2 separate regions of the Mus musculus genome follow, and region 1 is linked to region 2. Evidence: chromatin contacts called from ENCODE Hi-C or POLR2A ChIA-PET data. All regions are on one chromosome and are shown on one strand. The core of a region is the stretch at or near the end of the contact, and the rest is flanking DNA. Distances in the headings are between cores, read along the strand shown. Region 1 holds the start of Cdh16 (cadherin 16). Region 2 holds the start of Pdp2 (pyruvate dehyrogenase phosphatase catalytic subunit 2).

What was found. A loop is a pair of places that touch in the nucleus more often than their neighbours do. ChIA-PET counts read pairs that join two places held with the same protein, here RNA polymerase II (POLR2A).
Region 1: POLR2A ChIA-PET joins it to region 2 with 33 read pairs in Patski. The contact joins the promoter of Cdh16 here to the promoter of Pdp2 in region 2. A Hi-C loop is called at or near these places in 1 of 37 maps with a recorded cell type or tissue (heart). POLR2A ChIA-PET finds 5 or more read pairs at or near these places in 1 of 5 experiments (Patski).

What each region holds. Positions count from the first base shown.
Region 1 is chr8:104,621,731-104,627,867 of GRCm38, forward strand. It overlaps Cdh16 (cadherin 16), which reads right to left and starts at 2,666. Exons shown (of 18, transcript NM_007663.3): 1 at 2,418-2,666; 2 at 1,651-1,708; 3 at 1,318-1,407; 4 at 443-598; 5 at 235-373. The coding sequence starts at 1,695. It overlaps Gm51588 (a long non-coding RNA gene), which reads left to right and starts at 2,639. Exons shown (of 2, transcript XR_003947593.1): 1 at 2,639-2,901.
Region 2 is chr8:104,587,743-104,593,581 of GRCm38, forward strand. It overlaps Pdp2 (pyruvate dehyrogenase phosphatase catalytic subunit 2), which reads left to right and starts at 3,730. Exons shown (of 2, transcript NM_001024606.2): 1 at 3,730-3,853; 2 at 5,738-5,839. The coding sequence starts at 5,779.

The DNA of each region.
Region 1 (6,137 bases), core at 1,416-3,915, 33 kb after region 2:
TCTGTGCTCATTACTGTATCAGGGTTCAGGAAGGGAGCCTGTTTTTCATCCCAATTCACAAATGAGACCCAAAGTTGACAGAACCATTAACGGAGTTGGAGGGTACAGAATGGGACAAACTCGGGGGACAGCTAGAATCTTGCAGATTTGTCATCGGCAACTGTCTCTTTACTGTCTGATGTCTTATCAATGTTTGCCTGTATTCACCACACTTCGGTTGCCTATGTCACTTACCAGGCCTGGTGCCCTGGCTCAGCTGAGCTCTGTAGATGGCCTGGGAGAATTGGGGTACCTGGTCATTCTCATCTTTCACATGCACAGTCACAAGCTGTGGACCCCACAAGATACGTCCATCCTCAGACTCCAAGGTGACCTGGTAGGAAAGGGTAATTGGTTCCCAACTCTGTCTTGCCTGCTTGCCTTGTGCCTCACTCTGTCATACCTGTAGTTGGTATTCTGCTTTCTCTTCCCGGTCCAGGGTCCTTGTCGCCACTAGAAAGCCAGAGTCTGTGTCCACAGCAAAGGTGTTTTGATCTGCCGTGTTTGAGTCTCCTGATAGGACAATGTGGCCTTCATCTCTCCCCAGGGGTAGTGGTAGCTGGTGGGAGAAAACAGACAAAAGAACTAGGAGCCAGGGTTAGACTCAGTGGTTTCTCAACCTGTGGGTTGTGACCCCCAACAGGGTTCATATCAATATCCTGCATGTCATCTATTTACCTTATGATCCCTAACAGTGGCCAAATTACAGTTATGAAGTAGCAAAATCATTTTATGGTTGGGGGAGGGTCACCACAACATGGAACTGTATGAAAGGGTTGCAGCCTTAGGAAGGTTAAGAACCACTGGGCTAGGGGATACCACTTTTAACTACAGACTCCATTTTAAATATGGGGAAACTGAGTCTCAGAAGGAGCTGGCACCTGCATTTGATCTCAAATCTGGTAGGTCTTCAAAGGAGGAAATTTCCCTCTAATACCTGACATCCCCCATGCTCCCTGACACCCTCCTTCCAAAACTGGAACATAGTGGAACAAGGTCTCACGATGTGGCCTAGGCTGGCATCAAACTCTTCATCCTCTCCAGTGCTAGGATGAGCGGCACCTGCTGCCACACCCAGTACCACCCGTTTCTGTTCTTTAACTCAAAGCTCAGCTCTTCTCTGGGACTAAAATCTTGTTAGTTGCTTACACTAATCCATGCACTGTCTAGGAAGCAAGACTCATAGGAGATTCAAATCAGGGAAGAGAACTGGACCAATTGGCAGGAGAAGCATGGTATTGGGGGGGGGATGGGAAGCCACCCCACATTCCGGCTTACCTTGAGTATGTAAAAAGGGAAATTTCCACCATAGTTTTCAGGGACTTCTGTGTGCAGGCTTTCTGCAGGCTGGGCCTCAGTGGTGAAAGCCTGTGGGGGAAGTTCTTACCGTGTTCCTTAGACACAGACTCCTTCTCCCTGACCCACCAGATCTTAGTCTGTCCGCCCCCTGGTCTTAGGCTTCCTGCTTCCATAGCAGGCCCATAGTTATGACTTTGAACTCACAACTCCCATACTACTCTTATGGCCAGTGTCAGGAGTCTAGTGGGACTGGGGACATGGGTGCTAACCCCTAAGTTTGAGATCTGAAGAAAGAGACAGGGCCCAACTCACCTGAATAACAGAGAGGTAAAGTAGCCACGGCCGGGCAGAGATCATGGTCAAGGCAGACCTGAGGGACATGGGAATGAGAATTTAGGTCAGAAGGTCAAGAAGAAGGGTTCTACCCTGTATATACAGGCAGAGGGACCTCAGTATGGACTAGTCTCCTCCCTGCATGTTGCAAATGTTCAGCTTCTCAGTCAGTCCAAGTAAGGCCCAACAATCCTGCTTCTTCGATCTTGCTCTTATAAACAGCACCATAGAGGTTTTCACTTCCAAACCCCTTTCTCCTTCTTGCCATCTCCCCCCACCCCTCATTAGCACCCAGATTCCCAAAGTGACAATTATTCAGCAGGCCACCAATCACAGAAATTAGCAACTGGACAGACAGCTATCATTTCTGAGGACAGAGTTCCGTGCTTCATGTAAGGCCTGAATGGCAGGGCCTGACCAAGGTCACAGAGGATTCCACACAAGACGATTCCTTCAGCAACAGAAGACTTGTAGCTCAGGCCTTGGGGCCTATTGAGTTTCTCAGTGCCACCCTCCAGATACCAGACTGCCCCTAATGCAGAAACTTTTGCAGATCTCAGCAGGAAGTTAAGAATGTGCAATGTTAACACACACACACACACACACACACACACACACACACACACACACACACACACGACTGCAAGATGGATCCCTGAATATTCTTACCCAGATATCTGAAGGATAGGGCAGTGCCCCTACTCCCAACCTCAGTCCTACCCACCCAAGAGCTCTCAGGCACTCACCTTCAGATGCCCAAAGCCTCTCCCTTGGTCCAGTTTCCAGGAGAAAGGAATCCTTCTTCAGGGAGCTCTGGCAAATTTGGCTTAGGTGGGGCGAGGCAAGGTGGACACTTGAGCAGGTAGGCGGTCTGGCCGTGCTTGCTCAGGAGTGGAAAATGCCACCGGGGCCCACAGGAGCAGGCCTGGCCCCGCCTAGTCCCCCCAAGTTACTTATTGACTTTGGAGAGCCAGATCTGCTCAGCATCCGTGACTGCCAGCCCTAGGAGGTGGGCAGCTCTTGGTCTGTCACTGCCCCCTTGACACAGCCCAATGAGCACTTGCTGGCCCTCTGGGCTTAGACATAACTTCTGTGTGTGTGTGTGTGTGTGTGTGTGTGTGTGTTCAGACTTGGCTCCCACTTCTCCTCTGTGCAGTGGCATCTGTAGCCAGATCTCTCCAGATATTGTTCCTTGTGCCTGGAATGCTCTTCCCACCTTTCTACAGGACAGTAAGTACCTGCTTACGCTTTAGCAACAAGCACTAATAACCCCTTCTTCAGGAAAGCCCTTACATTCACAGGCTGGATTAGGCTCCCCCACTCCATACCATGAACTGCCTCTACGGATGCCCAGAAGACACCAGCTTGTTTCTCACGTATTAGCTTCGGAGTTCCTCTGAGTAGGCTATGACCTTGTCCTGCCCCAAGTGGCCCGTGGAGCTAAGGAAAGGACTGGGAGTGTAACCCAAAGGGCAGCTGACCCCAAGTGTGTGTTCGGAGCTCTAGAACATTCATCAGTGAGACCAGTGGGTGGGACAGAAGCCTAGAGGTCCCCCTGAAGCTCTCCTAGCCTCACATGGTCTCCTGAACACAGATAAGGGTGAGGCTCTGACCTGTCTCATGTCTCTAAGCAGAAAAGAGAAGACCGAGCCAGCTCAGGTGACTTTGAGGGAGTTACAGGGCTGACCAGGGCCTCCTCACCTCCCCCTGTAAGGCCTGAAAGGCAGACCCAGCAGAAACCTTGTTTTCTGGGAATCTCAGATGAGGGTACAGAGTATGAAGACCCTGGTCTCCCTCCTCTCACTTTCCTTCCATGTTTTGGGGTCTCCCCCGAGGACTGCTCATGGTATATCTGGTCAGCATTCCAGATGGAAGCGGGACTGGGACAAGCTGAGTGTCTGTTTTAGGATCACTGAGGCACTGAGCCTAGGTTAGTGCTATATGTGGGGTTGTTGAAGGAGGTCTCACACATACTGAGTGCCTACTAACCAGCACCCAGAACTTCTGTGAGCACATATCGCTGCTATCCCACCCACTCATTCTGAAGAGGGAACTGTCCCCTTGTCATACCCCTCTGGGGTACAGAGAGGCTAAGCCGTTTGCCCAAGGCGCCTGGGTTTCTTTTTCAGGTTTGGGGACCTTCCCATGGCAGAGCAAGCTTTCCTCATCTCTCTCTCTCTCCCTCTCTCCCTCTCCCTCTCCCTCTCCCTCTCCCTCTCCCTCTCCCTCTCCCTCTCCCTCTCCCTCTCCCTCTCCCTCTCCCTCTCTCTCTCTCTCTCTCTCTCTCTCTCTCTCTCTCTCTCTCTGTGTGTGTGTGTGCGCACACACACACACAGTAGAAGCTTTGAGCAGTTACTTCCTGGGGGAGGATGTGGGGGGGTCTCCGAGGTTCCCTTGAACACACATTGAGGAACTACGATCTTCAAACATCTTTTTGATATTGAGTGAGGTGTAACAGGGTTCTAACTAGGTCTCAAGGGCTCCCAAGAGTTTGTGGAATGAAGAAACACGTGGGCCCTTGCCTCAGGCTACCTCTTGGCTTTGGAAATGAACAGACCTATATATATCAGTCCCCACTCTGCCACTTCCTCTCATCAGCAAGTGGCCATGTTAGCTTCTGAAAACATGTTCAGGAGCCTTCCTTATTCATGGAGAATACACTCTAAGACCCCCAGTGGAGGGATAATACTAAACTGTCTATATATGCTATTTCTTCCAATATATGCCTTTTCACTTAAATGAAGCCCTTTATAGCCTCTCTTTGGCATATATAAATTACCCATGCCACTACCCTGTAAAGGTTGTCAGATGACTAGCACTGCGATACTACAGAGCTGATCTGATAGCTGAGATGTCTTCTAGGTGACTAACAGGTGGGTAGCATATACACCGTGGACACTCTTGACAAGGGCTGATTCATATCCTGGGTGAGACAGAACTGGATGGCTCAGGATTAAATCATGTTACTCAGATCATCATCCGATTTAAAAGTTAGGAATTCTTGATTCCTGGCATTTTCCTTTTCAAATTTTCAGACTGTGATCAATCAAGGGTAACTAAAACCACACACACACACACACACACACACACACACACACACACACACACACACACAGGTAAACTCCTTTGCTGTCATCCATGTCAAGAAAGATGAAGGGGGCGTGAGGAGATGACTCAGTAAAGATTAAGGACCTGGGTTCAGATTCCCATGTAAAAGTCAGGTAAAGTTCTTGGAATCCCAGCCCCGGGGAAGTGGAGCTAGGAGGATCCAGGATAGCTGGTTAGCCAGTTTATCCAATTGCTAAGCTACAGATTCGATGAGAGGCCCTGTTTCAAAGAATACTGTGGGAAGTGATTGGGGAAGATGCCTGGCAGCCACCTTTAGTCTCCAAATACACACCAGTCTGTGTTCATGCAAACACAGCTGTAGCACACACAGAGAAACAGATACAGAGCAAAGGAAGGAAAGAGGGAGAGAGAAAGAGTCTCAAAGGAGAGCTGGCCTGGTGGGAAGGCCTATAATCTCAGCTACCCAGGAGGCCAAGATTTGAGGATTGCAAGTTCTAGGCCAACCTGGGCAATTTAGAGAGAGCCTATCTTAAAACAAATTGGCAAGCCGGGCGTGGTGGCGCACTCCTTTAATCCCAGCACTCGGGAGGCAGAGGCAGGTGGATTTCTGAGCTCGAGGCCAGCCTGGTCTACAAAGTGAGCTCCAGGACAGCCAGGGCTATACAGAGAAACCCTGTATCGAAAAACCAAAAAAAAAAAAAAAAAAAAAAAAAAAAAAAAAAAAAAAAATAAATAAATAAATAAATAAAAAAAAAAAAAAACGAATTGGCTGTGGCTGAGGATGTAGCTAAGTGTTAATGAGCTTGTCTACAATGGGTGAGGCTCCAGTTTCTGTTTTTTTTTTTTTTTTAAAGTAATACAGGGCAAGTCATATACTCAATTTCTAGGAGGGCCTGGGTGGGTGGGGAGGCAGTGATGGCACACAGGGACATAGTCTTACACAAGTGTGAAACAACCATTCCAAACAGGGAGAGCTGTAGAGAGCTGTCCTTGCCAAAGACAAACTAGTCAATGTGTTAGCATAGGCACTCACAGAGGCTGTAACATCATATCAGCCAGAGGGTGGAGAAGCCACCAGTGGCTGAGAGGGCCTCCCTAGCACCTACTCTTAAACACTAGTCACCTTCTCTCTGGAGGCTTCCCCTCCAGGCCCCTAACTTTGGCTGATTTCTGCCTGCCTGTTAGGAAGGGCAGGGCAGAAATACATGCTGCAGAGCTGGAGCCCACAATTTTGTCACGCTGTGGGAGCCAAAGCAAAATGTGCTTCCTTGGGCAGCCTCAGTTTCCCTTTATGTGTGTGGAGAGGCAATAGAATCTTCAGTGAGCTAGAAAATGCCAGGCAGAAGGACCTAGATAATAGCCTGGGATTGTATTTTGTCTCCCGTTTCTTGAACACT
Region 2 (5,839 bases), core at 2,480-4,979:
GGGGCAGGGGGAAGCTCATAAGAGCCGGAGGAACAGGAATGCGCTGTGCAAGTTCATCTAGAAAGGTCAGAAGCTACACTCATGACATCTCATCAACATGACTGCCTAAAGAAAGATGTGATCAAGGAGCGGACATGCTACCAAGGAAGGGAGCCTTAACTCTTGGAAGAGAACTGTAGGGAATTTGAAGGAATTAAGAGAACTAAGGAATTCGAAGACTGGGAGAAATAGGCTTCCCCTGGAAAGAAGTCCACAGTTAGCTAGCCAATACCAAGCGGTCAGCCCTCAGTCACAACTATAAACGAAAGTTAGATGCACACTACAGGTGGTGTGTGTATGCTTTCCTGCTTAGGTGAGGCTCACAAACCTCATTAGCCATAATGCTAAAGCGTTCTTTAGTCCTATGCTCTGCCGTCTTTGTCCTTAGGTGGCACCATTCAATGGCCGTGATTTCCTCTTAAACAAGTTAAATAAATTCCTGTTGATTTTATCTTGTATGAAATATGAAAAGGTTGGGAGTTTCCTTAGAAATGTAGGGGCTGGATTTTAAACCATAATAAATCGTTAGCAAAAAAGGGAAAAGAAACATTGCAATGTTCACTTCTGTCTCTTTACTAGAAATCGAAAGCATAGCAAAGTCCTACTGTACAGAGGCCTTACTCTCGAGGTTCCAATTTCTCAGGTCTGGCTACTCATTCAAAAGAAAGCAAAGCAATCGGGTGGTGGTAAAAGGGTATATAGGGGTTTAATCGATGTAGCCATGTTGCAAAGATGGAAATTGGAAATTTAGTCCATCTGCTGAGCACTGGCTTAGGCTTGAACTAGAGGAAGAGCTGAGGCAGGAGGTATGCATACATTAGCAATCCTGGTCCGGCTGTAGTTGGCTTGATTGTCTCTGTTCTGGTTCTGTAAGGTGGCTGGAAGTCCTTGTCCTTTAAGGTGACAATCTGATTCCTGTGAGGTCACTGCTTCTGGTTGAGGTTGGTCTATCTGTGAAGCTGTGCTAATCCTAAGAGTGAAGATGATTGCAGATCTAAGACCATGACTGAAAAGCTTGCCGCCACTTTTTGGAGGTCCGGAACAGGACGTTGTAAAAACTGCCAGTGAGGACCTAATGGGTTATATATCATTAGTTTCTTGTTGTTTGTTTGTTTGTCTGTCTGTTTTTGAAATGGGGGTCTCACTCTACAGTCCTGACTGTCCTAGAATTCACTCTGTAGACTAGGCTAGATTTGAACTCAGAGCACCTTGGAGTTCTGGGATTAAAGGCACCACCCTGGCTGCCTTTTGTGTCCAACTCAGAGATCTACCTGCCTCTGCCTCCCGAATGCTGTTATTAAAGGTGTGCACTAACACACCTGGTCCTCAAATAAATGTTTTATCAAAAGAAAAGGAAAGAAAGAAAGAAAGAAAGAAAGAAAGAAAGAAAGAAGAAAGGAAGAAAGAAAGAAAGAGAAAAAAGAAAGGAAGAAAGAAAGAAAGAGAAAAAAAAGAAAGAAAGAAAAAAGAAAGGAAGAAAGAAAGAAAGGGAGAAAAAGAAAGAGAGAAAGGAAGACTCTATGTTTTCAGACTTAGCAGGATGACATAACTTTTCTCAAGAATGTTCGGGGTGGGGGCCATCTGTGTGTATCTAAGAGTCAGCTCAGGACCAATCATATTTGTGGGCTGAACAACTAAAACTTCTTGCCTCAGTTAACTGAGGGAAGTTGGGAGCGGGAGAGGTGGTTTTCCCCTGACACTAACTGGTTGTCTAGTGTCAAATGGTCAGTCCTGAAAACATACATACAAGTAACATACAAACTGAGCAGATTATATTCAGGAATGTGCACGCGCATGCACGCACGCACGCACGCACACACACACACACACACACACACACACACACAGAGGCATGCAGTAACATTTAGTGAAAAAAAGAGGCCATGAATTTGAAGAAGGAGGCGTATGAGAGTTTGGAGGGAGGAAAAGGAAGGGAGAAATGTTGATTATATTCATTTCAAACTGCAGCAGCGACTTCCTGTCCCTGTTCTGAAGGATAACCTTCTATGCAATCAGATAAAGTATTTGTAAAACAAACTAAAAGTACAGCACAGTAAAGCATGCCTCTTTGTTCTCTCCTGCCCATTTACTTACTTGGTTTTTAGTATGGGCCTGAAAGAGACCCCACAGTGTCCAGAAGAAACTTAGTACAAATTCTGATTTACAACTTCCAGACAGGGTGCAGACCTATATAACACCCTCAGGGCTACTTCTGAGGCTGAGGCAGGAGGACATAAGTTCAAGATTGACTTTGACAACTTAGTGAGAATCTGTCTCAAGGCATAAAAAGGGGAAGGGGTAGGGTAGGATGGGAGGGGAGAGGGGGACAGGGTAGAGTAACGAAGATCTATCTATGATAGTGTTTGATAGTATTCAGGAGGCTCTAGGTTCAATCCTCAGTATCACAAAACCAAAGCAAAACCCAGAACAAAAACAGGGATTTAGCAAACGCCTTTAATCCCAGAATTTGGGAGGCAGAAGTAGGTGGATCTTTGTACATTGGAGACCAGCCGGTTCTACATAGCTAGTTCTAGACCAGCTAGGGCTACCTAGTGAGATGCTACCTCAAAAACACAAATAAAACAAAACACTCCCAAGCAACCACCTCCTTGAGAGGCCTGAGGCCCAGTAAGGGGACACATCACAGAAATACAGCAGGAACACTTTTACCTCAGACGTGACTTTGGGTAAACCAGCTTGCCTTTCTTTCCAGAGACAGCACTCTCAGACCTTTCTGCTATCTCTTATCTCTCTTTGACTTCAAGAAAGGACTCTACTGACTCACACATTATAAGGTGAAGACCAGACTCAGCTATTGTTAGGACCAGAAGGCAAGGAGGGAAAGCTCTGGACCTCTCTGGTTCTGGCTCTCCCAAGCTACCAACAAGTAAAGGTGCGGCTAACATCACTTGTCGCTAAGAGGCCAATGTAATTGAGAATTCAAAATGGTGGTTAGTAAGGAGCCAATGAACTCTTTAGATCAGAAATGTGAGTATTAGAAGGTTCCTTCTAGCTGTTTGTAAAGGAAGGAAAATCGGTTGGGACTAAGTGTAATTTGGAAGTAGGGGGCCTTAAAGGCTTTGGAGTCTGGCATTGGCAAATGGATGGGTGGGAAGGGACTTAGGAGGTGGGAATGACAGGATTAAAGTGTGTGACAGTAAGGGAAGCATCAAATTGACCCTGGTGTTTGGACTTGGGTCTTCTGGGGCCGGCGAAGCCATTGCTGGTTTAGGAAGAAAAGCAGGTTTGACTGGAAGATAAGGTCAGGGCAAGTAGAACCTAGAGTGTCCATAAAGCCTTCAAGATAGGTGTCCAAAGATAATAAAGATGTGGCACTTTGGAGAGAGGCTTGGAGGGAACGGAACAAAACCCGGGAGGAATCTATGTGAGAATGAACTGTAAAGAACTGGAGAGGTCTCTTGGTTCTGGCTTTGCAGGGTGTGGTGATAAGGGAAGCTTGGGGAAGAGCCCCACGTGACGACCTACTGGCGCAGCGGCTGCACAAAAGCCACGGGTAACCCCAGGGGGTAGAGTGCAGGGTGGCCCCTCCCGGCCCCGCCCCTCTGCCTTCCTTTTGCCCTCCTCATCCATTGGGTAATCTCAATGTCCGTCAAGGGCCCGCCTCCAAGGATAAGCCAATCAGGAATGGCGGGAGGGATATTTCTTTTGGTGCTGGTTCCTCGACTGGGGGCCTCTCCAGGGAAGTAAAACCCAGTCGCAGCAACCGCGGAACTGTGCTCAGGACCAGAGTGAGCCGAGAGGATCCGCCGAGTGCCAGCGGCGCCAGCTGGGGAGGAGAGGACGAGGATACGAGGTAAGGAAGGGGACGATTCGGGGTGCGGACGCCTTCCCTAGCCTAGTTTACGGGTACCTCAGGTGATGGGGCGGAGAGGGGGATGAGGTGAGAGGGCGGGACGAGCTGGCCCCTGGTCATGGTCACCCCACTCGCGCGCACGCGCCACGTGGGCCCGCGCACTGGTGGAGGAGACGACTGCTTAGCCGGTTCTCTGCACCAGCTTCCTTAGTACTGGAGCACCGGTGAGCTGGACGTCGCAACTGGATTCTTACACCTTGGAAAGCCAAGGCTCAGCCACTAAACGGGGGCTGGGATTTCTTAGAGCCTTGCGGTCCAGCCAAGAAATCAAGAGACTTGGTTTCTTTAGGGGTGCTAAATTCTTTCTGTCCCATTGGAGGCGAATGGTTTTCATTGCGCACAGCTGCCTGTCCTTTCTGCAGGGTCAAGGGGCGTCTGAGGCCATCTGCCCCTGTCCGACCTCATCTGTCCCAAGTTCAGCGGGATGGGTATTGGCTTTGGGAAATCGGTTTGACAGTGCGTTTATACCCTTTGACCTACTGGTTTTGGAAATAAGTAAGGGAAAGGTGACTGCAAATGCCATGTAATTTGGTACCAGGTTAGTGGAAACAAGCTCCAAGTCACCAGTAGTTGTGAATGTTTATGCCAAAAACCATAAATAGTACTATCACTGAAAACATTGCCTTTAATAGGAAATCATGTTCACAGTAGTTGGCCCAATGATATAAAAATCTGTACAGAATGTATCCCAAGGACAAAAATAGTGGCTCCCTCCTTTTGTTGATTTTTGAGACAGTTTCTCTGTGTACCTGGTCTCAAATTCTGCCTGCCTTTTCCTTCTAAGTGCTGGGATTAAAGGCGTGCACCCACACTCCCAGTTTCAACCCCCCCCCCCCATTCCCATGGGCTTACTTTGTCAAGCAAAGTAACAGTCTGCAATGTAGATCAGGCTGGCTTTGAACTCACAGATCAGCTTGCCTCTTCACCTTTGCTTCCGGAATTCTGGAATTAAAGGCGTGATAGCACTGTGACGGCTCAGAAGTGTCGTATTTTATTAAGTCTTTACAGAACGTTGTGAAATCTTGACATGGTGCACACACTTTTAATCTCATGAGGTATTGAGAACGTCAGAGCAGGCAGATCTCTGATTTTGAGGACAGCTTGACCTACACAGTGAATTTCATGCTGGCCAGGGTGACAAAGTAAGACCTTGTCTCAAAACAAAACAACAATGACCAATACAAATTACACAGGAATTCTGTGAGACCAGCAACTGATGGCTAATTCTAGCTACCCTGGAATCTGAGGCAGGAGGATCTAAAGTTCAAGGCTAAGTGTGAAAGAGGGCTGGGGATGTAGCTCAGTGGTAGATCAAATAGAAGAGACCTTGTGTTCAGTCCCCAGTGATGAATAAAACAACAATAATAAAACAAAACCTAACCACGTATTGCCGGTGAGACACAGTATGCTAAGTAGCTAGAGTCAGTGGGGCTTCAAAAACACCATATCGAGATAATATTGATGATATTTATATATAATATATTAATGTAATATATATAATGTATACCAGGTACAGGCCTGGACTCAGGACAGCCGCTAGTCAGCAGCTACATGACTGGAATTCATGGGGTAGGTAGATTCCTTGGGGGAACAGATACAAAAGGGAAAACTTAAATACTGCAAGGGAGACTGAACAAAGGACGTAGATAGTAGGCTCTGGCCTGAGGAACGGTTTAGAAAGGAAAAGGAGGCACAAGTTGGCTGGCAGGAAGGCCGGAAGCTCTCTATAAAATCAGAGAGCGCATTAGCAAAAGTGATGTTCTAGCAGTTTAGTATTTTTAATAACTTGAACTTTGAAGCTTTTATAAACTCTTGAAATTTCAGGCTGAAAAAACACTCCACCTCCACCTGCCACTTGTTTCAGAATGTCAAGTACTGTGTCCTACTGGATCTTCAATTCTGCAAGGAATCGTATTGCTCTTTTAC